Linked DNA regions of Homo sapiens: region 2 is linked to region 1. A link is a loop called in an ENCODE intact Hi-C map of the cell type or tissue named here. Cell type or tissue: HepG2. All regions are shown on one strand. Each heading gives the region's core, and the rest is flanking DNA. Links, peaks and the distances in the headings are about the cores only. Region 1 holds the start of ENPP1 (ectonucleotide pyrophosphatase/phosphodiesterase 1). Region 2 overlaps CCN2-AS1 (CCN2 antisense RNA 1).

Region 1 (15,937 bases), core at 2,189-10,188:
ATAGGAAGTATTGCAAAGTATGTGGACTCCTTACCCACTGATATACTGTGAATAGTAAGTGTAGGAGGGGCATATGGACTCCTTACATGTTGCTGGCAGGAATGTACAATGGTACAGCCACATTGGGAAACAGTTTCTCTGTTTCTCAAAAATTTAAATATACGCTTTGCATATGACTTAACAATGAAACTCCCAGTTATCTACCCAAGGGAAATGAAAATGCAGATTCACACAAAGACATGTACATGAATGTTCATAGAAGCATTATTTATAATAGCTCAAGCTGGAAATAATACGAATGTCCAGCAACTGGTGAAAAGATAAAATATGATATATCCATACAATAAATTACTACTATGTATAAAAAGGGACTACTGATATTTGCATCAGCATGGATGAACTTCAAAACATTATGCTAAGTGAAAGAAGACAGACACAAAAGACAACTTAGTATAATACCATTTAAATGAATTTTCTAGAAAAGGCAAAGCTACAGACAGAAAGCAGAGAAGTCTTTGGTTGGGACTGGAATGGGAGTTTTTGATTATACATGTGCAGAAACAAACTTTTTGAAGTGATGAAATTGTTCCAAAACTGGATCATATTAATAGTTGCACAACTGTATAAATTATTAAAAATCACTGAACTGTATGCATATAATGGGTAGATATGATAATAGGTAAATTGTACTTTAATCAAACTTAAAATTCAGGTTACCTGGCAACCCTACATTTTGTTTGAAATAGAAGTGTAAGAGATAATGAAGGAGTGGCAGATACCGTGGTTAACAAAAAGTGAAGGACTAGAAACCAACTTCCTGTAGCAGGTAATCAGCGACAATCTGGGGCCAGTGGTGTGGGGGTAAAAAGAATTTATGAAGATACTTGTAGGTAAAGAAAGTCATATTTATTAGAGCACGTATGAAAATGTGTTGCAAGGGAACAATGGGCAGGCCAGCAAGAGAGGAGCTGACTGCAAGGAGACGAAGGCTTGCTGGGGATGTTCTAGAATGGTGCTTGTGCTGTGTGCTGAAGAGGGCTTTGTGCAGTACTGATAACACCGAGGTTGCAGTGAATTAGCTTGCATTTTTTTTTAATCACCCGAGGGTCTGATGATAGCTGAGTGCAGGAAGATTGTGAGTTATTTGTGCAAGAGGGCTACATGTTCTGGACCACAAAGCAAGGCAGACTTACAGCTTATCTGCTTTATATTTTTGCTTTCCCTCGGTCCCGCCATCCTGACTCCTTTTCCCTAATTAGAACCCCACACTCTCTTTGGATGGTACATGCGTTTTCCATTTTCCCAGGTTCTATTACTCTCCTTTGGATCTTACACTTCTGAATTCTCTCTATTCGTTTTGTTACCTAACTGATCCCTGTAGGCATCTCTCCTTCATCCCAGAGCAGCAAGAATCCTTTCCTTACCCTCTTTGTAGATGCAGGCCCAATAACAGGTCTCAAACCTTCCCAGAGATTATATATAAACCATGCATAATATAGGAGAAAATTAAATCTTTTTATTCTCTCCCTTAGGGGTAGTGAGTGGTTGATTTACAAATGCAAATGATAGATTTAAATGTTTGTGTAAAGTTGAAATGTCAAACATTTTGTTGGCATTTAGAGATATTATCTGAAAGAGCATTTTACAAATAAGGAAACTAAGGCTCAGAGGCTTCTGGTAATCTGTTCAAGGTCACATAGTTATCCAAGCTTCTTGCTCCAGGGGACATATTTTTGTGCTTTCAAAAAAAGAAAGAAAAATCAGGATGTCATACACATTCTTAAAAATAAATTAATGCCACAGAAAAATGTTTTCCCTAGGCCTCACAAAGATTAAAGAGGCTTGTGGGTTTTTTTTCTGTTTAGATTTGGCTAGATGTCTTTCTTGTTTTACTGGCGAATTAGAAGAAAGCTGGAAAAGCTCTGAAACAGCTGCTAAAATAATTACCCTACAGCATATTTCATTTTTTAATCACTAAGAAAAGTTGTTTCAAAGTAATATTTCAAAGTAATAATTAAACATTGATAAATTGTTTTTGTTTGGTGTTTTGGCCTTATCTACAACCAAAGCTTCAAGCACCAAGACAGAAATGTCTAAATATTTATGTTACAATAAAACTTAATAGAAAACTTACACAAAATCTTAAATTATCATCTTTACTGCTATTCCAGATTAGAGTATGCAATCACTAAAACAGAGTGATTTAGGATTAAGGATGAAACATTCATTGTTCACCTTTGCATTAACCCAAAAATTGTGTTGTGGTTTTATATCTCATGACCTTATTGTACTTTGGAATGTGATGGTGAAGCTGTCCCTCAGATCATTTAGAATAAAGAAGACTGAGGCAATATTTCACTATAGGCTTTGCAATGTCTATAGCTAAACCTGAAAATGGCATATCTGACTCATTTTTTTTTTTTTTTTTTTGAGACAGAGTCTTTCTCTGTTGCCCATGCTGGAGTGCAGTGGCATGATCTTGGCTCACTGCAACCTCCGCCTCCCAGGTTCAAGCAATTCTCCTGCCTCAGCCTCCAGAGTAGCTGGGACTACAGGCATGTGCCACCATGCCCTGCTAATTTTTGTATTTTTAGTGGAGACTGGTTTTCATCATGTTGGCCAGGTTGGTCTCAGACACCTGACCTCAAGTGAACCACCCGCGTCAGCCTCCCAAAATGCTGAGATTACAGGCGTGAGCCACCGTGCCCGGCCTTGGCTCATTTTTATTCTTCCGATTTTAGACTTCCAATTGGGTTTTTATAATTACCCATATTAAGTCCCACCTGGCACAGATGAGGCATGAGCATTAGGCAGAGGCCACATCCTGGTGACGTGTGTGCCAGGTCTGTCCTGCAGATGTGCTACATTTTGTTTGGCTTTTAAACGTGCTACATTTTGTTTGTTTGAAGAAACTGTTTCTCTGAATTTTGTAGACAACATTTTGCAACCGGAGAATTCACACAAACATTTAAATTTCCTGCTTCTCTTGAAAAATCTGACCATCTGCCCACACTGGGCACACAATCCTGTTGAATAGATGCTGCAACCTTTAACATGGCACATGGTTTGCCTTTTGCAGTGTGTATAGGGCTGCCTCAGTCAAATATGGTTCATGGCATATTGTGCTTTCAAAAAAAAGAAAGAAAAACCAGGATGTCATACAAAATCTTAAAAATAAATTAATGCCACAGAAAAATGCTTTCCCTAGGCCTTAAGATGTTTGTGACCCTGGAGACTGCACACTGTGTTTTCCAAATGTTAAGTCTTTAAAGTGGTTCGTTGCCTTGAGATGCAGACAATACACTTCTTCCATTTGTTTTGTCAGGTTTAAAGGCACTTTGGATAATGTCTCTGTTGAGTTGCTTTTAGAGGTTTTGACACTCATTTGACCAGTCTCAGTGGAGCAAATCTTTGTCCTTGAATCTGATTTTTGGAAAGAGTCAAAGGAAAATTTGGAGCCAAGTTTGGGGCAGAAAAATATGTGTGATTATGAAACAGTGAAAACCTGTTTCTCTTGGGTGGTTTGTGAGCTGACTCAAAGGTAACTTTTTAAAAAAGTTCAATAATGCTTTGAGGGAAGGCTTTTACTTCTTCCAGATGTCAACTGTCCTTTCTACTAAGCTCTCATAATATTGAAGTAGCTTTGTTGTCTATGGTGACATCCGAGGTTCTTGGTCTCACGGCCACAAAGATCAAATATGTGGACACACACAAAGGGTGAGGTTTGGAGCAGAATTTTTAATAGGCAAAAGGAGGAGAATAGCTCTGCTACAGAGAGGGGTCCCAAAAAATGGGTTGCAATACGTGGTGAAATGCAGGGGTTTTTATAGATGAGCTAGTGGGGAGGCGGTGTCTGATCTACATAAGGAGGGAAAACCCGGTTTCGTGCATATGGCATGAAAACCCGGTTAGGACCAGGTGTGTCATCTGCATAGGGCTTAAGTGTCTGGCAGCCCCGGCCCCAATCTTCTACTATATAGGCAGGTAGCTACTCCGTGTTGCTTATTTCCTTCTTACTGTGCATGTGGTAAAAAAGAGGGGAGGTGGAACCCCCATGGTGGACATGCCTGGCCCCAGTAGCCCCTTCTGTCTGTGCCGCTGCCGGCATCTCCCGTGCAAGCTTCCAGTTTCCTTACCTATGTTTGCAGCCCAATCTTCCAGGTTGCTCTTTGTTAGAAAGGAAGTGATTTCTTGGGCTGCTTTTTGTTAGAAGGTAAGTTCTGCCGAGGGCTCTTTTGCTCATACTATCTGCCTAAATAATTTCTATCTCCTGTATCAATATCCTATGTGTGACTCTATTCTGCATATATGACTTAGGTTTTAATTATTTTGTTTACGAGTTGGTCCTACCCCCCCACCCCCGCTTCCACCACACTTAAGGAAAGATACATTTTAATTCATTTTTTATATGGTATGCATAGTTGGAGGCCAAAAGATTGAGTTGAAGGATTCATTACTTGATGAATAAATGGATGGGTGGATGGATGAGTCAGTATAAATGAAGAGCATCCCAAGTTGACTATTTTAAAGGGATAACATGCATTTTATATTTGTTAAACATTCATTCTCATTTGTAAACACTTGTATATATTCATGTATTCAAAATGTATTGAAAATTAATTGTTTTCCTTGGTACCTGAAGTCAGTCCTGGGTATTGCAAAGTAGTTCGAAGTCACTGGTTTCCCTCTGTCTCACTTCACTACACACTGGTGATTTTGCTAAGTGATGAGCCAGAAAATGTACAAGTTCCAGAATCAAAGGTAAAACAAAACCCACCAAGAATCAGCTCACTGTTAGCGTCCTAGTTGAAAAATAAGGCTTATCAAAGTATTTCAGATTGCATTAACACTTTTGATATAGCTAGGTATCAGTGTCAACCTCAGGAGAGGGCAACGCCAACTCCTGAAACCTTCAATACAGAAAGTCTAGAAAAATAAGCAAATATACATACAAACAATAGCGAGAAGACTCCAGAAACCACATAAAACCGTGGGAATCGAAATATCCCTTACGTGTGTTCAGTACATGTGAACCCACGTATTTTAAGTGGACGATTTCTCTCTCAGAGTACCGTAGGTAGTGGGGGACGGGGCGCAGAGGGGGAGAAACAGAAAGTCGCCTTCCTCCATGGTTCATTTGCATTTCCATCCAGAAACTCACAGGTCGACCCCAAGACTCCACTCTCTCCCGCCTTTGAGAAGCCGGACCGGCATCGGCGGCTGCATCCTTCTCCTCCTCCCCGCTCTATTTTGGGGCCCCATGATCTCATGCCCTCTGCAGACCACACGCTGCAATTCCAGCCCAGCCCGCGCCGCGAGGCCACGCAGGGCGATTCCTGCAAGTGTCGGGAGGGTGGCCGGGGCGCGGGGAGGGGACGGCTTGGGGGGAAGTTTAAGACACGCCCACGTAAGGGACCCAAAATAACCGACACACAGAGTGCCCGAAATCAGACAGGAAGCCAAATAATCCGGGGCGTTGAGTCGCTTTGCCCTGACTGCGAGAGCCGGGTGTAGGGCGGGGAGCCAAGGATCTGACCGCGAGGGGCGGGCGCGGCGGGGAGGGGCGGGGCGGGGCGGGCGGCGCGGGGCCTATTAAAGGCGCGGCCGGGCAGCGGGGCCGGAGCGGCCGGGGCCACGATGGAGCGCGACGGCTGCGCGGGGGGCGGGAGCCGCGGCGGCGAGGGCGGGCGCGCTCCCCGGGAGGGCCCGGCGGGGAACGGCCGCGATCGGGGCCGCAGCCACGCTGCCGAGGCGCCCGGGGACCCGCAGGCGGCCGCGTCCTTGCTGGCCCCTATGGACGTGGGGGAGGAGCCGCTGGAGAAGGCGGCGCGCGCCCGCACTGCCAAGGACCCCAACACCTATAAAGTACTCTCGCTGGTAGGTCCGCGGCCAGGCCCCGGCGCCCGGGAGGGCTGGGAGTACGGGGAGGGCGGCGCCGAGCTCCTGCGCTCTCAGCGCAGTCAGCACCGGGCACCGGAGAGAGGCATGGTCCGGGAGTGCTTCTTCGCCCGCGCGCTCTCCTCCGCAGCCTTTGCAAGTGCCCTACACAGCCGCCCCTGCCAGGTACCTTGCCAGGGCAGGATGGTTCACTCTCACTTGAATTATGGATGCCTGTGAAAGCAGGCTGTTCAAAACGGTCATCCTTAGAAATACTCGACCCCCTGCCCCAGGAGAGTACGGGTTTTTAGAGGAGAAAAATGTCAAACGCGAAAGTTGTTGGTCTTAAGAAGGTGCATCAATGTGTTGCTTCTTTTAGGGGGCTCTGGGCGCAGTATACATGACTTCACTTGGGTTAACTGATTGCAGTTGAAGAGTTAGCGGAGCTCTTTAAGTTTTATTAGGAACTCTACGGAACACTTTTTCCCTTTCGCTCCGTTTTGGAATTTCCTTGCAGGTGCTCAGAAATTCCATGGATGTTCACATTATGTGACTGAAGAAACCTTTATGATTCTTTGCCCACTCTTCTAACCAGAGGCTACACGGTTTGTGTTGCTAACAAAAGCTACCTATTACTCCTCTGCTATTTTGCTATGACATTTGCAGGACCCACAGTCAACTTCATGAAATGTGGGGGTTGGTTTTTATTCTGAATTCATGGTGGGAAGTGCTGATTGAGAGAAGGCCTGGATTCCTGGCTGTTATTATTTGCTGAGGCCTTGCGTAACTGTCCCTAAACCTCAATTTCTAATGTGTGAAAATGGGACAACATCAACTCCCTTGTGCATTGCATGGGATTATTGTGAAAATCAAGCTGAAGAATGTAGGTAGGGAAGTAAATTGAAAACAGCAAGGAAATAGAATCATTTTTATTGTATTATATGGAAATCACAGATTTCTATGTATAGTGTACCCTAAAATATATCCCCTTACATATGATTGAATAATGCTTTGTAGAAAAATTTCTAATTTTTCAAGTCTCCTTTCATTTTGTATGCATTTCCATTTTCACTATATTTGGGACATCATGGAGATGCTATAATACTTTGAGGAATCAATCTTCCTAGACTTAAGAGATGGTGCCGTATGCTTAGTACTTAAAAAGAAGCCTTAGTTTCACAGAATAAGTACCCCAAGCCACATGATGTTTGCATCTCAAGATAAAATTTTGCATCTTGTAACACTGTTTTGAGTCTATAATAACACAATATTGATGAGAACTTAGTCTCTTGAGTCACCTTTTAAAAATTTTGTTAATGGAAGACCTTAGCTTTTACAACCTGATCACTTAAATTGTTTAGTATTAATACCTTGAGGTGTTTCACACACGATGAGGTAGTCGATAATTGTATATGGAATCAGTGTGTAACTCTTGTGTAAAACCATTTCTACATGCCTATAAACCTTTACAGGTTTTCCAATTGCAAAATTCAGGTTTTAAATTTTTCTTGCTCATTTACTTATACATCCACAACAGATATCAGCAAAGGTCTAGTTTTGGAATAAGCTGTCCAGTCTTTGAGACCTGCAGTCAACTGGTCAAACAGCATTCTGTGTGATGATGCTACTCTGGGCATTTGACATGGAAGTGTCCTAGGACTTACTTCCACAAGTAGGACTATTATGGACCTTTTTTATCCATTAATTGGGGTCTTTTGCATCTATTGAATTGGAAAGAATTCTTACTTCATATCTTTTGATGGAACACTGTGAGACATTAACATACAAATGTTACCAAATAGACCTGGTGCGGTGACTCATACCTATTATCTCAGCACTTTGGGAAGTTGAGGCGGTTCCATTGCTTGAGCCCAGGAGTTTGAGACCAGCCTGGGCAACATGATGAAACCCATCTCTACAAAAGATACAAAAATTAGCTGGGTATGGTAGCATGCGTCTATGTCCCAGCTACTTGGGAGGCTGACATGGGAGGTTCAGCTGAGCCAGGGAAAGTTAAGGCTGCAGTGAACTGTGATTGTGCCACTGCACTTCAGCTTGGGTGACACGGTGAGACCCTTTATTGTTGAAATTGCTATTTAGCTACTGAACTGAAAGTGCAAACTCGTATTCTTCTTTCCCTTCCCTACTTCAATACCTTTTTCCCCCAACCCCGCCCCCCCCCCAAAAACTTCCCCAAATAATGGGCTTCCAAATGGAAAAGGCCCCAAAAGCATCCTGACAATTGTCGTCAAAGAGCTCTGGGATATGTCTTCTAGAAAGGAGCTGCAATTATAGAATTCCTTTTGTTTTCAGATTAAACCTCAGCACACTTTTCATAAAGCTGCAGAAACAGATTGAACTAATTGCAACCTGGGGTTGGGATTAGGAGAGGCCCAGCACTATGATCCTCAGCTACACTGTTTTAATTTAGCAGGATAAATAGAAGAGTTGCGTTGCCTTGCCTTTCAGAGGCAATCATGTTGCAGTGGCAATGTAATTTTTACATTACTCTGCAGTTTTCTCAGATAAACTAAAATGATGTAGATGTGTGAGAGTGGATGAAGGAGTGAGGATTCTGTCCTACCCTGGCTTCTCCCCATTGTGGTGGTTGATCTTAGGAGAGGGCCACCAAGCTGTGCTTTAGAGGCTTTTGGCCCTGGGCCCTGGAATGCTTGTGCCTAGGTACTGAGCCAAACTGAGGAAAACAGCAAGAGGGAAAAACAAGTATTATTCTCTACATGTGTCAGTAGGTATGTTAAATATTAGATGCCTTTCCTTGGTTGTAAATGAAGTTTTGAACTGAAGTGTAGACTTCCACCGAGATGTGTTGACTTGGAGATGTATTTAAATATCCTTCTTGTTTCTTGGTGTGATTTTACAGTCATGTAATTCTCAACTACATTGCAATACATTTCTCCAGTTAGCTCCTCAAAAGCATTTTTTTTGTGTTGTTTGTGACCTTCTGCTATACTTATGAATACATATATCTGTGTATCTGTGTATGTGTAAAGGGCTTGCGTATGGGTGGTGGTCACTGAAGACTACTTTCATGTTTCAGTGAAAGAGTTCTTTAAAAAAACATATATCTATATCTATATCTATATATCTATATCTATATCTATATCTATATCTATATCTATATCTATATCTATATCTATATATATGTAGAGAGTCCGTTTGGCTCAAGTTTGAGGACTGCAACCCAGGAGCATAGATTCAAGTTGCCCTGAGTAGATGCTCCTATTAGCAGCAGTTACAAATGGGTTTTTAAAGGAAAAAGGAAGAGGCAGTTCCTAAGTTGTTTATCAAGCATTCATGTTACAATAACGAGCTATTGGTTGGCTATACATTGTTCTTTGTATCACACATTCCAGGAACATGAAGATAGTGGGTGAGGCAGCTGTCAGGAACAAAATGCTTTTAAAGAATTGCCCCTGGGAATGGGTGCAGTGATGTGACTGAAGTCCCATGCTCATGTCCCTCTGGGCCTGATAAATTTTGCATAGTTCGCATATCTCAGACTGCTCTGAGCAATTTTTCTTTCTCATTTCCTCCTTTTAATAAAAATCTTTCTCTTCTTAAAATACTGATGATCAACGTTTTGGATGTAAGTTTGTCCCACATTGCTGGGAAGGCTCATTTCCGGATAGTCTTGTCCCATGTCAGAGGGAATGAGATGGGCAGAAGTACTATCACTTAAAAACTTAGTGAGGTTCCAAGGCTGAATTGGTAGGCAACAATTCAGGGATTGGATTGAAAAATAAGGGGACAGAGCAGCGGGATTTCAGGTCATTCACTTACACTGGAGTTGAGGTATGTTGGGTCATTTCTAAGCATCTAGCTATTATGATGAGTTTTTTGTTATAGAATTTTGTGGTAGACTTTAGACATCTAGAAATACAAAGCATAATCAATTTAAGAATCAAAAGGATGACACAAATAAGGACAATTATCAACAAAACAACTTGAAATACAAATATGAAAAGTGTTCCTATTCCTGAAGGTAACCAAATGAATATTTTAATCCACTTCTTGTCCTGGTCTAAAGAACAAAGTGTTGAAGATCTCCACTGAGGAAGATGTCCACTTAGGCAGGGTAGCCTGATATTGGCCCTTCTAACGTGGCTAGGAGTCCTTTATTTGATGGTATTTTCTATTAAACAAAATCTTCCAGGTTGGAGACCATGATCTTTGATGTTTTTGTCTCCTAAGAGCTTGCTGTTAAAAGAATCCTTAATTAATTTAGAATTTTCAGTGAGAAACTTATAAGGCCTTGACAATAGTGAAGAGTATCACCTTGTTAATGGAAAAACCAAACTCTGTAAAATATTTTAAAGAGCTTTATCCTGAGCCAAGATGAGTGACTGTGGCTCGGGGAAACACTTTCTCAAGGAGTCCTGAGAATGTGCACCTGAGGCAGTTGGATTACTGTGTGTTTTTATATATTTCAGGGAGGCAGGAGTTACTGGCAAAGACATAAATCAGTACATGAAAGGTATACATTGATTCCATATGAAAAGGTGGGATATCTTAAAGCAAGGGCTTACAGGTTATTTATTCAGCATATTCAGAGATTTTTTTTTTGAGACAGTCTTGCTCTGTTGCCCAGGCTAGAGTGCAATAGCACAATCTCGGCCCACTGCAACCTCCCGCTCCTGGGTTCAAGCGATTCTTCTGTCTCAGCCTCCCAAGTAGCTGGGATTACAGGCACACACCACCACTCCTGGCTAATTTTTTTGTATTTTAGTAGAGACAGGGTTTCACTTTGTTGCCCAGGCTGGTCTTGAACTCCTGAGCTCAGGAATTTCACCCACCTCAGCCTCCCAAAGTGCTATGATTATAGGCGTGAGCCACTTTGCCCGGTGATTCGGAGATTCTTTAATTTGCAATTGATTAAAGGAGTAAGGCTCTGTCTAAAACTTGGAATCAACAGAAAGGGCTGTTGTGGCTGTGTGTGATGGCTCATGCCTGTAATCCCAGCACTTTGGGAGGCTGAGGCAGGTGGGATCATTTGAGGTCAGGAGTTCAAGACCAGAATGACCAACATGGTGAAACCCCTTCAAAAAAAGGGTGAAACCTCTTTTTTTGTAAAAATACAAAAAAAATTAGCAGGGCATGGTAGTACATGCCTGTAGTGCCAACCACTTGGGAGGCTGAGGCAGGAGAATCGCTTGAACCTGGGAGGCGGAGGTTGCAGTGAGCCGAGATTGCACCATTACACTCCAGCCTAGGTGACAGAGCAAGACTCTGTCTCAAAAAAAAAAAAGGGATGTTGTAAGTTAAGCATGATGCTATGTAGCAAAATTGATGGGTGTGCAGACATGACTTAACCCTCCCCTTGCATACCCTTAAGGTCTTGTTTATAACTTGGTGTCTTATTGCCACAGAGACGTTTTCGCGGTCTTATTTCTATTGTAACATTAATGCTGGTCAATTGTTACGCCTCAACTCCAAAAGGGAGGGAGTAGAATTAAGTGCGTTTGACCTCTCTTCCTATTTTGACTGAGAGCTCAGTTTTTGAGGTTTCTCTGGGGTTTCCTTGGCAGAGAGTGGGTCCACTCAGTTGGTCGAGGGCTTTGGATTTTATTTTTAGTTTACAACTTTTCAGGAGAGCTGGTTCGTAGTCTCCTTCATCCAGGTGCATGGATCTTTCCATTCTTATTTCAAAAGGAGAAAGCTGATGTTTTCCAAGCAGGGTAGAATGTAAGTTAAGCAAATGGAAGAGCCTTAGGCCAGGGAAGGTTAAAGCTTTCTGTAAGCTTTGCCAATTAACTTTTCATGATTCCATTTATTTATTCTTCCACTCTGGAAGACTGAGTGTGGTTTGCACAATGGAAATGCCGATCCATCCAATCTCAATGAGCTTCAACCACACAAGATAAGATTTCTGGCGGAGCATAGAGGCTAATGCCTGAAATCCCAGAACTTTGGGAGGCTGATGTGGGAGGATTGCTTGAGCTCAAGAGTTCACGACCTACCTGGGCAACAGAGTGAGACCTCATCTCCACAACATGTGGTAGGACTTCCAAAAATGGAGAATGCAATGAGTTCATGCTGGTACCAAGCACTGATTTTAGAGAAAAACACCAGGTGGTGGTGGGAAGTCACTGTGAATCCTGCTGACCTAAAGAAAAAAAAAACCAAGGCAAAATTAATGTAATTATAGAGCTTTATTTGGGCCAAGTTTGAGGAATACAACCCAGGAGCATAGATTCAAGTTGCCCTGAGTATATGCTGTGAAAGACTTCTTTATAAGAGGCAGAAGCTGGCATTATTTGAGATTTGGGTGTAAAAATTATAATTCAATTAGCTTCCTTTTCCTTCCCTTATGATCCATTATCTTAACTCTAGAATATGGAAGGAAGAATGTTCAAGCTAAGTCTCTGCTCTTAATCAGACTTGGAGTTGACATTGCTCCTTTGGTTTATAAAATTTGTTATCTGTCCAGCCATAGTTGAACATTTTAATTTCAGAATAACCAGAGCATCTTAAGAGGCCAGAGAAGTGTTCTCTGTGTCCCTTATGGTATTTGTTTCACATGTTCTAATAAAATACATAAAGGATTCCTAGGAACCCAAGACTGTTGTTTTTACTATTAGGCAGAGGATAGTACCTGACACTCAATGTCAGCTTTTAATTGCTTGAATGAATGTACTGCATTTTTTGTTAGACTGAGCCACACTTTGATTTGGAAAAGGGGAAGATGGGAAGACTAAATACACAAGCAGGGACCCATAGGGTCTGTGATGGTCAGGAATCCACATAGAGATGACACTTGGGTATAAATTCAGGGGTAAGATTAAAACTGGGATATAATTTTATTTGGGTATAGGGAGATGGAGGAGATAGTGAAGGAACAGAAGTACCCAACTAAGGTGAAGGTGCCTAAGAAGAAGGCAGACGGGGCCTCTGTGATAACGTGGATTCAGAATCAGAAATCTAGTCAGTGAACATTCTCTCAGGTACAGACACTCCAAGTGTGGCAGTCGGCATGTATGAAGGAGAGCCTCCTTCACTTACACCAAGGCCTCTTTGGTTTTGATAACTTTGCTGCCACACCCTGAATTCAGTCTTTGTGATTCTTCGCTCTTCTTCAGCATTGCTTTCTGTCCCTTCTTTTCTTCTGCCTTGAATCTTGTTCTGGTATTTCTTTTTCACCATTTGTAGCTCAGCTGTTTCCACTCCATGTTGTCTCTTTCTCAGGGATACGTAGCTACTGTTTCAAAAGCACTTTGCTAATTTCTATTTCACTTGTTTAGTTAACTTTGGACACTCAGTTTTGTCATCTCCTGCCCCCATCATATCCTAATCATGACTCTGAAGAAAATCCTTGGTGGTCACATTGAGAGACCTTATGTGTTCTGTATAATAAAGAACTGGGGGCCATTAACCTTTCTAGAGCATTTACAGAAATTTTTATCTATCAGCCTTTTTTTTTTTTTTGAAACGGAGTTTCACTTTGTAGTGCAGGCTGAAGTGCAGTGGAGTGAACTTGGCTCACTGCAACCTCTGTCTGCCTCCCGGGTTCAAGTGATTATCCTGCCTTAGCCTCCTGAGTAGCTGGGATTACAGGCGCACACCACCACACCTGGCTAATTTTTTTTTTTTTTTTTTTTTGTATTTTTAGTAGAGACAGGGTTTTGCCATGTTGGCCAGGCTGGTCTCGAACTCCTGACCTCAAGTGATCTGCCCGCCTCGGCCTCCCAAAGTGCTGGGATTACAGGCGTGAGCCACCACGCCCGGCTGTATCAGCTTTTCATCTTCATCCAGCTGACTCTTTTTATCTTAAGTAGCAATGTTAAAGGTAAATGAAAATAGTTTCATATTCAATTTTGCTCTCAAGTTTGATGACTACCATTGTAAAATATTTGTGTGACATTTAAGATACAGCAAATGTATTTCATCTATATTGTGGCCTTTTTGTACAAGCCAGAGAACTTTATCATGATTTATAACTTCTTTTTTTTTCTTACTATGGGGAGAGGCATTTAAGTTCCAGACAACTTAGGAACAAATAAGCATTTGGAATACAACTTGTAATTAGAGATCTGCTTTTGGTTAAAATAAGCATGCCTCCATCAACCATAAAATACCCCCCAAACAAGAAAAAATAAACAAGAAACCTTTTAGCAAATGAGCTCAGGGCCGAACATAGATTACTCTTCTAAGCATAAATCTTGTGCAACAAAACCTGATACTCAGAATTCTGACCCAGCTCGAAAATCCCTTGTCATCGGATAAAAACTAAGTTATGCATTTACCAAGGAAAGACAATGTAGGAACACATTTAAGGTTTTTCAAAAGAGTGACCAGAATGTTCAGTTAAATATTAACGGGAAGACTATTTTCTGAGTATTCTAGTTATCTGAGATTTAGTTGCAAGAATTAAGATATCTGTAGTGTCTTTGAAAAATTATTTTTACCTTTTTTTACTTTTAGTTTTTAGAAGAGGTGTTGGTAGAAGTGTAGGTGGTAGAAGTTTAGATGGTTATAATCATTTTTGTAGCACTTGGCAGCTTTAAAAAGCATTTCCCATATATTTTTGATTGATCCTCAATACTCAACAACTGTGAAATAGGAAAGTATGATGACAGTCAATTCTGCTTTACAGATAAGGAATCTGAGGCTCAGTCAGGGATTCAGTCAGGTTTCCATGCAGACATTATTGTGCATAAAAACCACCTGGGAAGTGTTAAAGACAGAGATTCCTAGGCTCCAATCTCAGTGATTATGATTTAATAGATTTGGAATGGACCCAAAGAATCCTCACTTTTTAACAAGCACCTCAAGTTATTCAGATGTAGGTGGTTGATTTACTCTACTTCTAGCAACAATGGGCTAAATTTATAGGCAAAAGCCACACCATTAGTACATAATAGACTATGATGGTAACTGGAAGGACTTTTATCTACAGATTTTTATCACGGACTAATAGCTAATGCCATCCCATTCATTTGCTAAATGTTATATCCTATTCATCAAGCTTGGCCTGCTGTTGGGTTTCCAACTCTCCTTTGCCTGCTTCAGTATAACAATGTGTAATTAGAACCTAAGAAATTTCTGGTGTGGTGATGCTAAAGCTTGCCTCTATATTGAGATATATATGTGTCTTTGGTAGTTCAGTGATGAGATTTTCCTGGGTGGAAGCCAAAATTAGTGCACTTTATTAGTGTGAAGTCAACAATCAGCTGTTTCTGGGAGCTTCCAAAGTAGGTATACTTTTGGGAAATTGTGCTTTTCTTCTTAGTTTGAGTTTCCTTCTTGGCTTATTTTGAAATGTAGTAGAATAGAAAAATAGAGAGTTTTGATAGAAAGTGATTTTGGGATGTGTGGTGGCTCATGCCTCTAAAGGAGACCGAGGCAGGAGAATCACTTGAGGCCATAATTTAAGATCAGCCTGGGCAATATAATGAAACCCCATGTCTATCTCTCTCTCTCTCTCAATCTCTCTCTGTCTCTCTTTCTTTCTCTCTCTCCATACACACACACACACACACACACACACACACACGTGTGTATGTACATATCTCCATATTTTATATATATGTATAATATGCATAAGAAAATCATTTTGGAGGAAGTAAATTGTCACAGCGAATTGTCACAAGTGTTTCTCATTTATGGATTGACCATTTTCTCACCGTATTTCAGGACTTTGCACAGACTTAGCTGGCAAACATCCTATAACAGGTGTGATTTGAGAGTCTTAAAAAAAAATCACTATCTTGGTTTTCAGGTGAATATTTTTGAGAAACTAGCTTGTTCCTAAAGATGTGTTTCCCGATCCCCCTCCTGCTTAGAAAGCTTTTTTTGACGTTAGCAAGCATCTGGGGGATCTTGATGCTCTCTTATGGTTAGAGAGAGAGAATTGAAAAGAAACTCAGTAGATTAAGACATTATTTGCCCTTTCACTGTGTTGACTTTTACACCGTGGTATTAAAGGAGTGATGGCACCTTAGCAGACGTCATTGCAATGACACCAATTGTACAAGTAGTCATGCACTTGCAATAAAAAAAAAGCCATTTCACTAAAAAGAACACCTTAGATGTTTTATTGCTT
Region 2 (15,937 bases), core at 2,942-10,941, 100 kb after region 1:
TTACTACACGTGCCGGCAATCTGGCCACTGGGCCAAGGAATGCCCGCAGCCCGGGATTCCTCCTAAGCCGCGTCCCATCTGTGTGGGACCCCACTGGAAATCGGACTGTTCAACTCACCTGGCAGCCACTCCCAGAGCCCCTGGAACTCTGGCCCAAGGCTCTCTGACTGACTCCTTCCCAGATCTTCTTGGCTTAGCGGCTGAAGACTGACACTGCCCGATTGCCTTGGAAGCCCCCTAAACCATCACGGATGCCGAGCTTCGGGTAACTCTCACAGTGGAAGGTAAGCCTGTCCCCTTAATCAATATGGAGGCTACCCACTCCACATTACCTTCTTTTCAAGGGCCTGTTTCCCTTGCCTCCATAACTGTTGTGGGTATTGACAGCCAGGCTTCTAAACCTCTTAAAACTCCCCAACTCTGGTGCCAACTTAGACAATACTCTTTTAAGCACTCCTTTTTAGTTATCCCCACCTGCCCAGTTCCCTTATTAGGCTGAGACACTTTAATTAAATTATCTGCTTCCCTGACTATTCCTGGACTACAGCTATATCTCATTGCCGCTCTTCTTCTCATTCCAAAGCCTCCTTTGCGTCCTCCTCTTGTATCCCCCCACCTTAACCCACAAGTATAAGATACCTCTACTCCCTCCTTGGCGACCAATCATGCACCCCTTACCATCTCATTAAAACCTAATCACCCTTACCCCACTCAACGCCAATATCCCATCCCGAAGCACGCTTTAAAAAGATTAAAGCCTGTTATCACTCGCCTGCTACAGCATGGCCTTTTAAAGCCTATAAACTCTCCTTACAATTCCCCCATTTTACCTGTCCTAAAACCAGACAAGCCTTACAAGTTAGTTCAGGATCTGCGCCTTATCAACCAAATTGTTTTGCCTATCCACCCTATGGTGCCAAACCCATATACTCTCCTATTCTCAATACCTGCCTCTACAACCCATTATTCCGTTCTAGATCTCAAACATGCTTTCTTTACTATTCCTTTGCATCCTTAATCCCAGCCTCTCTTCGCTTTCACTTGGACTGACCCTGACACCCATCAAGCCCAGCAAATTACCTAGGCTGTACTGCCACAAAGCTTCACAGACAGCCCCCATTACTTCAATCAAGCCCAAATTTCTTCCTCATCTGTTACCTATCTCGGCATAATTCTCATAAAAACACATGTGCTCTCCCTGCCAATCGTGTCCGACTGATCTCTCAAACCCCAGCACCTTCTATAAAACAACAACTCCTTTCCTTCCTAGGCATGGTTAGTGCAGTCAGAATTCTTACACAAGAGCCAGGACCGCACCCTGTAGCCTTTCTGTCCAAACAACTTGACCTTACTGTTTTAGCCTAGCCCTCATGTCTGCGTTCAGCGGCTGCTGCTGCTTTAATAATTTTAGAGGCCCTCAAAATCATAAACTATGCTCAACTCACTCTCTACAGTTCTCATAACTTCCAAAATCTATTTTCTTCCTCATACCTGACGCATATACTTTCTGCTCCCCGGCTCCTTCAGCTGTACTCACTCTTTGTTAAGTCCCACAATTATCATTGTTCCTGGCCCAGACTTCAATCCGGCCTCCCACATTATTCCTGATACCACACCTGACCCCCATGACTGTATCTCTCTGATCCACCTGACATTCACATTTCCCCAAATTTCCTTCTTTCCTGTTCCTCACCCTGATCACGCTTGATTTATTGATGGCGGTTCCACCAGGCCTAATCGCCACACACCAGCAAAAGCAGGTTATGCTATAGTACAAGCCACTAGCCCGCCTCTTAGAACCTCTCATTTCCTTTCCATCGAGGAAATCTATCCTCAAGGAAATAACTTCTCAGTGTTCCATCTGCTATTCTACTACTCCTCAGGGATTATTCAGGCCCCCTCCCTTCCCTACACATCAAGCTCGAGGATTTGCTCCCACCCAGGACTGGCAAATTAGCTTTACTCAACATGCCCCGAGTCAGATAACTAAAATACCTCTTAGTCTAGGTAGACACTTTCACTGGATAGGTACAGGCCTTTCTTGTAGGGTCTGAGAAGGCCACCGCAGTCATTTCTTCCCTTCTGTCAGACATAATTCCTCAGTTTAGCCTTCCCACCTCAATACAGTCTGATAACAGACCAGCCTTTATTAGTCAAATCAGCCAAGCAGCTTTTCAGGCTCTTAGTATTCAGTGAAACCTTTATATCCCTTACGGTCCTCCGTCTTCAAGAAAAGTAGAATGGACTAAACGGTCTGTTAAAAACACACCTCACCAAGCTCAGCCACCAACTTAAAAAGGACTGGACAATACTTTTACCACTTTCCCTTCTCAGAATTCAGGCCTGTCCTCAGAATGCTACAGGGTACAGCCCATTTGAGCTCCTGTATAGATGCTCCTTTTTATTAGGCCCAGTCTCATTCCAGACACCAGACCAACTTAGACTGTGCCCCAAAAAAACTTGTCATCCCTGCTATCTTCTGTCTAGTCATACTCCTATTCACTGTTCTCAACTACTCATACATGCCCTGCTCTTGTTTACACTATTCTTCCAAGCCATCACAGCTGATATCTCCTGGTGCTATCCCCAAACTGCCACTCTTAACTCTTGAAGTAAATAAATAATCTTTGCTGGCAGGACTATGCTGAATCTCCTTAGGCACTCTCTAATCAGATATCCTGAGTCATCCCAATTCTTAGACCTTTTATACCTGTTTTTCTCCTTCTGTTATTCCATTTAGTTTTTCAATTCATCCAAAACCGTATCTAGGCCATCACCAATCATTCTACACGACAAATGTTTCTTCTAACAACCCCACAATAACACCCCTTACCACAAGACCTCCCTTCAGCTTAATCTCTCCCACTCTAGGTTCCCACGCCGCCCCTAATCCCGCTTGAAGCAGCCCTCAGAAACATCGCCCATTCTCTCTCCATACCACCCCCCAAAAATTTTCACCGCCCCAACACTTCAACACTATTTTGTTTTGTTTTTCTTATTAATATAAGAAGGCAGGAATGTCAGGCCTCTGAGCCCAAGCCAAGCCATCGCATCCCCTGTGATTTGCACATATACACCCAGATGGCCTGAAGTAACTGAAGAATCACAAAAGAAGTGAATATGCCCTGCCCCACCTTAACTGATGACATTCCACCACAAAAGAAGTGTAAATGGCCGGTCCTTGCCTGAAGTGATGACATTACCTTGTGAAAGTCCTTTTCCTGGCTCATCCTGGCTCAAAAAGCACCCCCACTGAGCACCTTGCGACCCCCACTCCTGCCCGCCAGAGAACAACCCCCCTTTGACTGTAATTTTCCTTTACCTACCCAAATCCTATAAAACGGCCCCACCCTTATCTCCCTTCGCTGACTCTCTTTTCGGACTCAGCCTGCCTGCACCCAGGTGATTAAAAGCTTTATTGCTCACACAAAGCCTGTTTGGTGGTCTCTTCACAGGGACGTGCATGAAAGTTAGGGGTAGAAGAAAAGATGGATTGAGGTTGTCCTCAGACTTTCCATGGTATCTGAGCTGTTTTCCTCTTCCGGAATTGTGTCTCATATGAAGTTCCTCTTCATTTGAGGTATAAATAATTCCTGTGTTGAGTGCTCTTATACTTTGGCCCATTTATTTATCACCTACCGAGGAGATAACACATCTCTGTCAACTCTGTTTTCTATTACTTTTTTCCTGTGCTCAAGTAATCCTCCTGCTTCAGCCTCCCAAGTAGCTGGGACTACAGGTGCATGCCACTGTACCTGTCCTTGTTTTCCCTTTCCTTGTTTCACCAGTTTTCCCATCATGTTACCATTTTCTGTAGCGATTGTTTTATCTTTCCATTCTGCATGCTCCTTTTCAAAGTGACTTTGCTGCTCCCCCATCAACAGGCAGAGCCTGTTTCCACATCCTCTGAATGTAGGCTAGCCTTGGGACTAGCTTTGGCAAATAGAATGTGGCAGAAGTGACATTTTGCATTTTATAAGGCATCCTTAGGAGGTTTGCAGCTTCTGCTTTAGGTTCCGAAAATGGAGCTCCTACCACTATGAAAAAAAGCTCAGGTTAAACTACTTGAATGATGAGAGACTATCCAGTAGAGAGGTCCAGGCTCACAGCCAGCACCAAGTTCTCATATGAGAGAGTAAGGCCATTTTATGCTCTCCAGTCCCAATAGAGCTACCAGATGACTGCTGCGGCACAAGTGACCCCAGAAAAGCCCATAAGAAAAACAACCTATATGAGCCCAGACAAGCCACAGAATCGTGAAAAATAGGAAATTGTGAAAAGCCAATAAATCGACATATGATTTGTTATGCAGCATTAGCTAAATAAGACAACTGATTTCCATCCCAAAGTAGTCAGGAAAAGGAATAGGTAAACCTATATAGTCAATTTGCTTTTCCTCATATTTGAGGGAATTAGTGAGAAAAATCAGGGTTCTGAAAAGCTGGGGGGCAGAGTTCAGAGACAATTCTGGCTCTGCTTGTCACATTCAGAATCTCCTGTTTATTTCAGGAGGTTTAGATGTTTCTCTAATTAAGAGGGAGTATAAGCCACTCTTCTGCTATGCTCATTCTTATAATACAATGTGTCATTTTAAACCCACTTTGGCCTCTCTCCCTTTGATTGGATGAACCTAATTATGGTTTGCTTGGGGAAACTTGGCTTGAGGCTGTGGTTCTCTACCATTACTGTCTATAAAACTCAGTAAACCCTACTGACAGGTAGAATCCTGCCCATCACTCTCACGACAGTCTGTAGCTCTTCCTTATAAATACACATTAGGTAATTCTGAGGCTAGTGGTCTACACTTTGTGAAATACAATTGACATAAATCTAACATTTCAGAGAATAATAGGTCCAGTTTTACCTCTTTCCATCAGTTGTTTGTGAAGTTAATAATTGAGACACAGCCTAAGCCCGAAAGCAAGACTCCATGTCTACAAAAGATACAAAAGCAAATTAGCCATACATAGTGGTGTGCACCTGTAGTCCCAGTTACTCAGGAGGCTGAGGTGGGAGGATCCCTTGAGCCCAGCAGTTTGAGGCTGCAGTGAGCCATGATCATACCACTGTACTCCAGTTTGGGCAACAGAGTGAGACCCTGTCTCAAAAAAATAAAGAATTGGAGGCTGGGCATGGTGGCTCTTGCCTGTAATCCCAGCACTTTGGGAGGCCGAGGTGGGTGGATCATCTGAGGTTGGGAGTTCGAGACCAGCCTGACCAACATGGAGAAACCCCATCTGTACTAAAAATACAAAATTAGCCGGGTGTGGTGGCACATGCCTGTAATCCCAACTACTTGGGAGGCTTAGGCAGGAGAATCGCTTGAACTTGGGAGGAGGAGGTTGCAGTGAGACAAGATCACACCACTGCACTCCAGCCTGGGCAAAAAGAGTGAAACTGTCTCAAAAAAAAAAAAAAAAAGAATTGGGGCAAAAGTCGTTTGGGTGTGCATATTGATTCCATACTTCAAAGGACGTAGTAGATGCATACCCATGTTCACAGCATTGTTCACAGTAGCCAGGGGGTGGAGACAACCCAAGTGGCCATTGACAGATAAATGAATACATAAAATGTGGGATATTTATGGAATATTATTCAGCCTTAAAAAAGAAGGAAGATCTCACATATGCTACAACATAGATGAACCTTGAGGACATTATGCTAAGTAAAATCAGCCATTCACAAGAAAGACAATGTATGATTCCACTTATATAAGGCATCCAAAGATCTCAAATTTCTAGAATGGAAAGTGGAATGGTGCTTACGAGGAGCTGGGAGAATGGAGAGTTGTTTAATGGGTGTAGATTTTCACTTTTACAAGAGATCTGTTTTCTAGGGATCTGTTGCACAACAATGTGTTAACACCACTAAACCACATAATTACAAGTGTTTAACATGGTAAATTTTATGTTATGTGGGTTTTTTAAAAATTGTGGTTAACCACAATTTTTTTTTTTTAATGAGGAGGAAGAAGAGGACGTGTTGACAGCATAAATGGTAAATCCTGATTGTAGATGGAGAATTTACAAGTTTGTTATGACTATGTTTCACAGCAATACTAAAAACAACAACAATAAATACAGTTGTCACTTTAGAAACATTGTTAACTCTATACATCAGATAAAATTGAACATAGGAAACTCCTACAGCTGCAGAGTAGCATATAGTTAGAGGCCATCTCTAAAGAGTTGCTCTCCCCCTGCTGGCAAGTCTTGGAATTGTTCAGTTTGGGGAAGGAACCAGGACAGCTAGAGAGAGAACGTTCTCAGTAAGATGCTCTTGTCATTAAAATGTAGGTGCTTTCATTCATCAAAATATTTCCTAGAAAGACACCAAACTCCCATAGCTATTATCTGAAGTTATTCACTTTTACATTCTTCCATTTATTTCTTTTAAATATTTTAATTGACAAATGACAGATTGTATATATTTATGGTGTACAATGTAAAGTTTCGATATGTGTATACATTGTGGAATGATTAAATCCAATTCTTCCACTTCTTAAAATGAATGTACAACTTATTTGACTATAGCTCATTCATTCACCAACCTGTATTTAACTCTTAATATGCATTGTTGTGCCAAACACTGGGATTTCAAAGATGACATTGGTGTGGACCCAGGTTTGATATCTGATAGAGGGATATAGACATGTAAATCATTAAATCAAATTTAGTAAAGAGTTGTAAGTGTAATAGAAACCATCTGTGTACTACAGTATAAGAATTACGGCATAAAGAAAGCAGTAAAGAGATTCAGCAGGAGTATAATTAATATATTGGATTCCTGTCTTTTTTTTAAATTAATTATTTCTTTTTTTTTTTTTTTTTTGAGACTGAGTCTCGCTCTGTTGCCCAGGCTGGAGTGCAGTGGCACGTCGGGTCACTGCAAACCTCCCGCTCCTGGGTTCAAGCGATTCTCCTGCCTCAGTCTCCTGAGTAGCTGGGATTACAGGCATGAACCACCACGCCCGGACTTCCTGCCCTTTGAATTTACCAAGAAGAGGTAATTCGATCATGCATAGCACACAAATATATTAATTGTCAAAGCGCATCCTCTCTCTATTCTTGTGAGTTGGATTTTTTTTTAAAAAAGACTTTCATTTTGAAATAATTACAAATTCACAGGAAATTGCAGAGATGGATAGTACAGAGGTTCTGTGTATCCTTTACCTGGTTTCCCCAGTGATTACATCATCAAAACCAAGGAGTTGATTGACAATGATAAAAAGCATGTGCATAATTCTATGTCCTTTTACCATATGTTTAGATTTGATAAGCACCACTTCAATCAAGATATATAACTATTTCATTACCACAGGGATCTTCCAGGGCTACCGCTTTACAATACTACTAACCTCCTCCCTCTAGCATCGTTAAACCCTGGCAACTGTTCATCTATTAAAGGATGACATTGGCACTGGAGATGACATCTAATAAAGAGACACAGAGAAGTAAATCATGCAAATCTAATGCAGAGAATAAACTAAGCTTGTAACCTGTAATAGCTTGTAGCTTCAATGTTATATAAATGAAATCATTCAGTATGTGACCCTTTGAGATTGGCTTTATTCCCCCCAATTAGTGCACTTTCCTGTAATCAAGCCAAGTTGCTGTGTATCAATAGTTTATTGCTTTTTTACTGCCGAGTTATATTTCTAGTTTGGAGGTACACAGTTTGCTGAATCACTCACCTATTGTAGGACATTTTCAGTTATTTCCAGTTCTTATCTGTTACATATAACACTGCTATGAACAACTATATGCAGGTTCTTTTATGGACTTAAAGTTGCATTTCTCTGAGTTAAATGTCCAGGAGGATGATTGCTAGGTTGATTAGTAAGTGAATGTTTATTTCTTTTTGAGAAACTGCCAAACAGTTTTTCAGAGTGGCCATAACACTTAACATCACCACCCGCGATGTGTGAAACATCTAGTGTTTCCATATTCTTACAGGCATTATTTTTCATTATTGTCATTATTTTTCATTGATTTGATTTAATAGGCATGCAGTGATAGCTCATAGTGATCCTAATTTGCATTTCACAATTGGATTAGGTGTTGCATATGTTTTCATGTGCTTATTTGACATTTATGTATGCTTTCTGGTGAAATACTTCATCACGTCTTTTGCCATTTTCTAAGTGAATAGTTTAACTTTTTACTGTTGCAGATTGAGAGTGTTTATGAATTCTAGACATGACTCCTTTATCAGATATGTGGTTTGCAAATATTTCCTCTTAGTCTGCGGCTTGTATTTTCACATCTTTACTGGGTCTTCTGCAGGACAAACACTTTTAATTTGGATGAAGTTTAATTTATCATTTTTTTTTTCTTTTATGAAGCATGCTTTTGGTGTCATGTCTAAGAACTCTTCGTCAAACCCCAGGTCCTGAAAATGTTTGTCTATGATTTCTTCTAAAGTTTTATAGTTTACATTTTACTTTAAAATCTATGATTCAAAAATTTGAGTTAATTTTTATATAATGTGTGAGATTTAGGTCAAGGTTCACATTTTTACTTATGAATATACAATAGCTGCAGGACCGTATATTGAAAAGGCTATCTTTCCTCCATTGCAATGCTTTTTGACCTTTGTTAAGACTCAGTTCAGTGTATTTTCTTAGGTGTACTTCTGGGTTCTTTATCCTGTTCTATTGATTTATGTCACTGTCCCTCCATCAGTACCATGTAACCTGTTTACTGTGTCGGCAAAGTAAGTCTTGAAATTGGGTAGAGTGAGTCTTCCCACTTGATTCATCTTTTTCAAAATTGTTTTTAGCTATTCTAGTTCCTTTGCCTTTCCATATACATTTTATCTTATTTTATTTTTGAAACAAGTTCTCACTCTATCACCCAGGCTGGACTGCGGTGGCATGATCACTGTTCAGTGCAGCCTCAGCCTCCCAGGATCAGGAGATTCTCCTGTCTCAGTCTCCTGAGTGACTGGGACCACAGGTGTGGACCACCACACCCGGCTAATTTTTTTTTTTTTTTTTTAATTCTTAGAAACAGGGTCTTACTCCGGGCGCAGTTCCCTGTAATCCTAGCAATTTGGGAGGCCAAGGCGGGCGGATTTTCTGAACTCAGGAATTCAAGACCAGCCTGGGCAACATGGTGAAACCCCGTTTCTACTAAAATACAAAAAATTAGTAGAGCATGGCGGCATGCACCTGTAGTCCCAGCTACTCGGGAGGCTGAGGCAGGAGAATTGCTTGAACTCGGGAGGTGGGAGGTTGCAGCAAGCCGAGATGGCGCCACTGCACTCCAGCCTGGGAGACATTGAGACTCCGTCTCTAAACAAACAAACAAACAAACAAACAAACAAACAAACAAACAAACAGGGTCTTCCTACTTTGCCAAGGCTAGTCTTGAACTCCTGGGCTCAAGCACCCTCCCAGCTTGGTCTCCCAAAGTGTTGGGATTACAAGTAAGAGCCACTGTGCCCAGCACCATATAAATTTTAGAATAATCTTGTCTTTGTCCTTATCAACAAAATTTCTTGCTGGGATTGTGCTGGTAATTGCAATAAACTTATGTATCAATTTGGGGAGAACTGACATCTTAACAGTGTTGAGTTGTCTGATCCATGACCACAGTATGTCTCTCCATTCATTTAGATTTTTGATTTCTTTCATTGCTATTTCGTAGTTTTTGGCTTGTTTTTATTAGATTCACACTCAAGAATATTTTTAGCAATTGTAAATGCTACTGTATCTAAAATTTTACCTTCCACATTTCCATTGCTAGTATGTAGAAATACAATTAGTTTTTGTTCTAGGAGGGTGTTTTGGTGGATTCCTTGGGACTTTTGTAGATAGACAATCATGCTCTCTACAAAAAGGGACAGTTTTATTTTTCTCTTTCCAATATGCATACCTTTTATTTCCTTTCCTTGCTTTATTGCACTGGCTAGAACTTCTAATACCATGCTGAAAAGCGGTGGTAAGTGGACATTTTCGCCTTGTTCCTGATTCTAGCAAGAACGTATTGTCTTTCGTCGTGAAGAATGATGTTAGCTGTAGGGTATTTTTTTGGGAAGGGGGGGTTGATATTAGTATGCTCTGTTTTTAGAAACAAATGTAACATCTGAATTTGTCCACCACTCTAAGGCTCAAGAAACTCCACTTTATTTAATTTTTCTCAATCAAGTTAAATCAGAATGTTAGTTGTTATGTTTACGAAGTTTCCATTTTTGTATTAAATAGTAGTTATTTTATTTTAATTTTTAATAAAAAACAGAAATTTTTATTGGCTCACATTTCTGGAGGCTGAAAAGTCCAATATCATGGTGCCAGTGCTAATGAGGGCTTTTGTGCTATGTCATCCCATAGAGGAAGGTGAAGGGCAAGAGAGGGCAAGTGAGAGAGGAATGAACTAACCTTGTCCTTTTATAACAAACCAACTCCCTAGATAATGGCCTTGATCCACTCTTGAAGGTGGAGCCCTCCTGGCCTAACTACCTCTTTAATGGTCTCACCTCTTAACACTGTTGCATTAGGGATTAAGTTTCCAATACATGCCTTTTGGGATACACATTTAAACCATAGCACATGTGACGTTGAGCAGGTGACTCACAAAAGAGTCATGCTAAGTAGTAGTTATTAAAACACACACACACCTAGAAAAAATAATAAATAATACAAAGAAAAATTTTCACTCCTGGTAAAAATTTTTAATACCCATATTAGCATATTCATAAATAACTGTAAATTTCACCTTGTTGTTATCATATGAAAAGTGGTGATCACATTAATAATTAGCCCATCAATAACTTTAAAATATCTTTTGTGCCTTCTTTTGAGTGTTTTTTCTTTCTTCTCATAATGAAGTCCTCTTTCCTTGTGAAGTAAGAAAAGTAAGTCAGCAACTATATTTAGCTCTTGTAATTATGTTTTTGTATAATAGACAATGCAAAGTCTTTTAAATATTAGAGCTCAGTGAAGTATCATCCTTGGATATTTTTAGTTTAGGAAATGTTAGGGATATTTGATGTAAGTAAGGAGTGCCCATGAACTAGATATGCAGATGCCATGGGAATTTTGGGGGAATCAAGATGTTGGCTTGGGTGTTGGAGTATCCATTGGGATCTTTGAACACTGAGAGGAGCATCATATGGGGAGAAATGCCTTCCCTTGTACCTCAGGGGTCACTGAAGTCTGGGCCAATCAATGGGACCTTCACCAGTCACGTGAAAGCTCTCAGAATGACTGGCGATGGCTGCAGCTGCCACTGGGGACATTTCTCTGAACTGCCTAGACTGTCATTTTTTAACAGCTTCTGTCTTAACAACTGTAGTGACACCGGAGGACCAAGAACTGGATGTTACAGCTGCTTAGGGTTAAATTTGTTCTTGAGATACAATTTGTCCTTGAGTGCTACATCTCTTTGCCCAGCAGGTGGCAGTAAGCGATTACGAGACATATGGTAACAAGCATCAGCGTAAGAGACTTTGGAGTATACTCAGGGCTACTTGGAAGGATTAACTCTTCAACATTCTGCGAATCTGAATTTAGCTTTCAATTTAGATATCAACTGTAATACTGTTTTATTGGGTGCCTCTAAAATGGTGAAGCGGTGCATACTGTTTGAGCGTAAACAGATTTTACAGCAGAGCTGCTTCAGTTGAATAGGGGCATAAGACCTGGAGGCTACCTACTCAGTGCCATCTTCCCCAAATACAGCAGACCATTGAGTCTTTGAAGACCCTGCTTTGGCTCAGCTTCTCAGTGGATCAACAGACCTGTAATTCTTACTAGTCACCTCGAATTCAGCATATTCAAACCAAGCAGTGGTGTGCAGGGGCCAGCCTTCACCTACTTAGAAGAGTCCATTGATAAATTGTCAGAGGTTTTGCAAGCTGGTTAACTTCACATTGGTAGTTTGAAAGTATCCACAATGGAAGCATTTACAATAGAAGTCGTGTAATTCTACTAACAAAGATCTCCCCTCACCTCCAGCTGTTTATTCAATATTTATTAATATTACACTGATCTAAGCACACTTGCTTTCTCCCTGAACAACATCTCTTTTCCTGCCTATATATCCCATCTGATACGGTTTGGATTTGTGTCCCTGCCCAAATCTCATGTCGATTTGGAGGAGGGGCCTGTTGGGAGGTACTTGGAGCATGGGGTGGATTTCCCCCTTGCTGTTCTCATCATACTGAGTGAGTTCTCATGAGATCTGATGATTTAAAAGTGTGTGGCACTTCCCCCTTAGCTCTCTCTCTCATGCCACCATGTGAAGAGGTGCTTGCTTCCCCTTCACCTTCCGCCATGACTGTAAGTGATTAGGTTTGACTGTGTCCTCACCCAAATCTCATCTTGAATTGTAGCTCCCATAATTCCCACAAGTTGTGGGAGGGACCCAGTGGGAGATAGCTGAATCATGGGGCGGTTTCCTCCTTACTGTTCTTGAGGTAGTGAATAAGCCTCATGAGATCTGATGATTTTATAAGGGGTTTCCACTTTTGATTGGCTCTCATTCTCTCTTGTCTACCACCATGTAAGATGTGTTTTTTGCCTTCTGCCATGATTGTGAGGCCTCCCCAGCCACATGGAACTCTAAGCCAATTAAACCTCCTTTCTTTATAAATTGCCCAATCTTGGGTATGTCTTTATTAGCAGTGTGAAAACAGACTAATACAGTAAGTTTCCTGAGGCCTCTCAGTCATGTTTCCTGTTAAGTCTGTGGAACTGTGAGTCAATTAAACCTCTTTTCTTCATAAATTACCCAGTCTCAGGTAGTTATTTATAGCAATGTGAAAAGAGACTAATACACCATCAATCCCCAAACCTCTCATTATCTCACTTCACAAAGCTCAGTCCAAACTGTTCTTCCTCTGCAGTGACACTGAACTTGGCCACTCTCCCACCATCACCTCTTCTTCCCTTGCCTCTGGTTTCCTAAAGCACTTTGTTTCTGTCACAGGGTAAAATACTCTTATTTTATAACATGTGTTTCACAAGAACCTGGTGGCTAGACATTAGCCTCTGTGTTCCTAGAGGGGACTTTGAGGCCCGTGTCTGAGACTTCATGGTAACCTCAGTGGCTATGGTAGATTTTGGCACATGGTAGATAGATGCTCATTAAATGGTTGTGGTTTCTGTTTTTACCACAGAATAACTTTCCAATTCTTTTTTGTTCCATGATCTGACCCCAACCAGCCTATTAACATTACCTTTTAATTATTCATCTTCATGGTATTTGCTAGATTTTTCTCAAGCTGTCGCCCTTGGTTTGCCCCATATCCACCTCACATCTTCTCTCTCCATCTTTGTGTGTACTCTTCCCTCCTCATGGGCGGCCTTTCACGTTTCCTTTAGGGTCTTGCTCAAATGCCATTTTCTCTGTGAAGCTGTTTTCTCCTTTTCCTTCTGATTCTGCCACTCTAAGTAATCAGATCTCTACAGTCTTGCATCTGTCCACCAACTTCTAAAATTCTGTGAAAAGGGGAAACTAAACTCATCTACTGTGGTTAACCAGACCACAAAGAGGAATGCTGGCGTTCATGAAGAATATTCTGAGAGCCTTGTCAAAGTCACTCTGTTGTCCAGGCCAAACAGAGGAGTGTGGATGATAGAGATTTCGGATGTGGCTTGTGAAAGGGAGGAGGGCAAGGCTGGCAGAGGTGGAGTTCTGTCTATTTAAAGTAGTTGTCTGTTTAGCAGTGCACCCTGGAGGAGACAGGGCTGTCTGTGCTCTGGGCCATATCAAAGGTGCCCTCAACACCCCACAGTTCAGGTCTGTTAGCTTTCCTCATAAAACCATGTTTGGAGAGATGGCTTTTCAGAAGGAATTTTGGCTTGAAACTGGAAGAAAGCATGCCTGAAAATTTAATTGGGAAGTAAGGGTATATCAAGGGGGGAAAGGCAGCAGCTTTGAAGTGGAAAATATCTTGCAAAGAGTAAAAATAGTGGCTTTTAAGTGGCATATGAGGAGGTTCGGTGGCCAGCCCTTTCATTAGCTGACTTCCTGTGCCCCACTGGGACTGTCCTCTGAGGGCTGATTGCTGCCTTTGATGCCTCTAACCAGCTGGTGTCACTACTCAGGCCGAGGATTTCAGGAAGACAGGTAGCTTAGCAAAGAGGAAGAGAAGGTTTGTTTCATGAAAGCTGATCTACCAAACACCATCTGGCAAGGGATTAATAACCAGAATATATAAGGAGCTCAAACAACTCTATAGGAAAAAATCTAATAATTTGATTAAAATACAGGGCAAAGGATCTAAATAGACATTTCTCAAAAGAAGACATACAGATATGGGGGCAAGTGGGGGAATGCAATATAGCTGGCTAGACATAGCCCAATAGACACAGCCAGGTGGAACAGCTCCCACAGAGGGACCCAGATAACTGGCATGCTTCTAACAGATCCTCAGAGGCAAGGCACTGAGAGTGGATGGAGGGAAGACACAGAAGCTGGGCTGGAGGGGAAGAAACCTGGGAACACTGCCTGGGGATACTGCTCACTGGGACTGATTTTTGGACCACAACAGCTCCAGGAGAATGGGTGACTTGAACTGGCAAGGAGCAACCTGCTCTCTCCACGGGCCTCTGGAACCCCGGCAAGAGAAGATCCCTTGATCACCATGGACACTCAAGTTGGCAAGAAGAGCTCCTTAGAGAAGTCGTGGGAGGGCAAGCAAGCTGATGTGGAGCCAGGACGATTTGATGTGGGAGCACCTGCAGTGGAGCACAGCCAGGGAGAGCCATCTCCCCAGGCCTGACTTGCTCCCATAGGAGACTTTAGCCCTAGGGGAACTGTCCATCCTGATCTCTGCAGGGTGGTCTTGTCCATCAGACAGGGCTGATTCGACCTGAGCACCCCTTGGTCTGCTGGCCTTTCTGGGGTCCCAGCCTGGCCAGACCTGCTTGCAGGGCAGTCTTGGGTGCCCTGGAGGCCACGCCATAGCTTCTGTGCTGGCAGATAGTATCTGACTGGTGGAGAGCTCCAGCAAGGCTGCCCCTAGGCCACACACCAGCCCATCCACCCCCTCCCCACACTGCAGCTTCCCTAGGCCCAGGAAACTCCTCACGTGTCTTTGCTGGCACAAGTCTGCACAGGTAGGTTTTGCCTTCCTTGCCCTGCCAGTGCATGGGAGTGTAGTCTGCCCCCCTGCCCCGTCTGGCTGTCATTGAAGACAGAGCCTTGGTGGGCACAGAGCAAGCCAGCTCCCCCGCAACGCCCACCTCAACACCTGGCCCTTGTGCTAACACTGTGCAGAGAACAGTGGACCCTGCTCGCACCCTGAGTGATCACTCCTGCTTGTGGGGCACAGAGAAGGTGTCCAGACCTGCTCACGCCAGTGCCCTGCCCCCAAGCCAACACCACATCCAACAGGAGCCTGCACCCAGTCTTCAGCATAGAGGTGAAAGATCTCTACGAGGAGAACTATGAAACACTGCTCAAAATAATCAAATATGATACAAGCAAATGGAAGAGCATGCAATGCTCATGGATAGGAAGAATCAATATCATAAAAATGGCCATACTGCCCAAAGCAATTTATAGATTCAATGCTATTCCTATTAAACTACCATTGATATTCTTCACAAAACTAGAGAAAACTATTTTAAAGTTCATATGGAACCAAAAAAGAGCCTGAATAGCCAAGGAAATCCTAAGCAAAAAGAACAAAGCTGGAAGCATCATGCTACCCAACTTCAAACTATACTACAGGACTACAGTAACCAAAACAGCGTGGTACTGGTACAAAAACAGACACATAGACCAATGAAACAGAATAGAGAACCCAGAAATGGTTCTCTATTTCACACACCTACAACTATCTGATCTTCGACAAACCTGATAAAAACAAGCAATAGGGAAATGATTCTGTATTCATTAAATGATGCTGGAATAACTGGCTAGCCATATGCTGAAGATTAAAACTGGACCCCTTCCTTATACTGTACACAAAAATCAACTCAAAA

Evidence for each region. Hi-C counts contacts between places; a loop is a spot of excess contacts. Peaks named below come from ENCODE experiments on the same cell type or tissue, not always from the same donor. Only the 100,000 strongest peaks of a DNase experiment are listed, where the experiment ranks them.
Region 2: a loop joins it to region 1, with 5 times the contacts of the local background. A loop is called at or near these places in 4 of 110 quality-filtered maps.

What each region holds. Positions count from the first base shown.
Region 1 is chr6:131,802,399-131,818,335 of GRCh38, forward strand. ENPP1 (ectonucleotide pyrophosphatase/phosphodiesterase 1) reads left to right here and starts at 5,622. Exons shown (of 25, transcript NM_006208.3): 1 at 5,622-5,877. The coding sequence starts at 5,638. In HepG2, for the core only: a CTCF peak has its summit at 5,279; DNase peaks (open chromatin) are centred at 5,383 and 5,923; H3K4me3 peaks cover 2,952 bases.
Region 2 is chr6:131,903,951-131,919,887 of GRCh38, forward strand. It overlaps CCN2-AS1 (CCN2 antisense RNA 1), which reads left to right. Exons shown (of 3, transcript NR_187596.1): 2 at 1-284. Among named protein-coding and RNA genes, the nearest start is that of CCN2-AS1, 10 kb to the left of the region's middle. RefSeq lists enhancers at 2,929-3,455, 3,456-3,982 and a silencer at 6,019-6,313. In HepG2, for the core only: a CTCF peak has its summit at 6,204 (motif pointing left); a DNase peak (open chromatin) is centred at 6,191.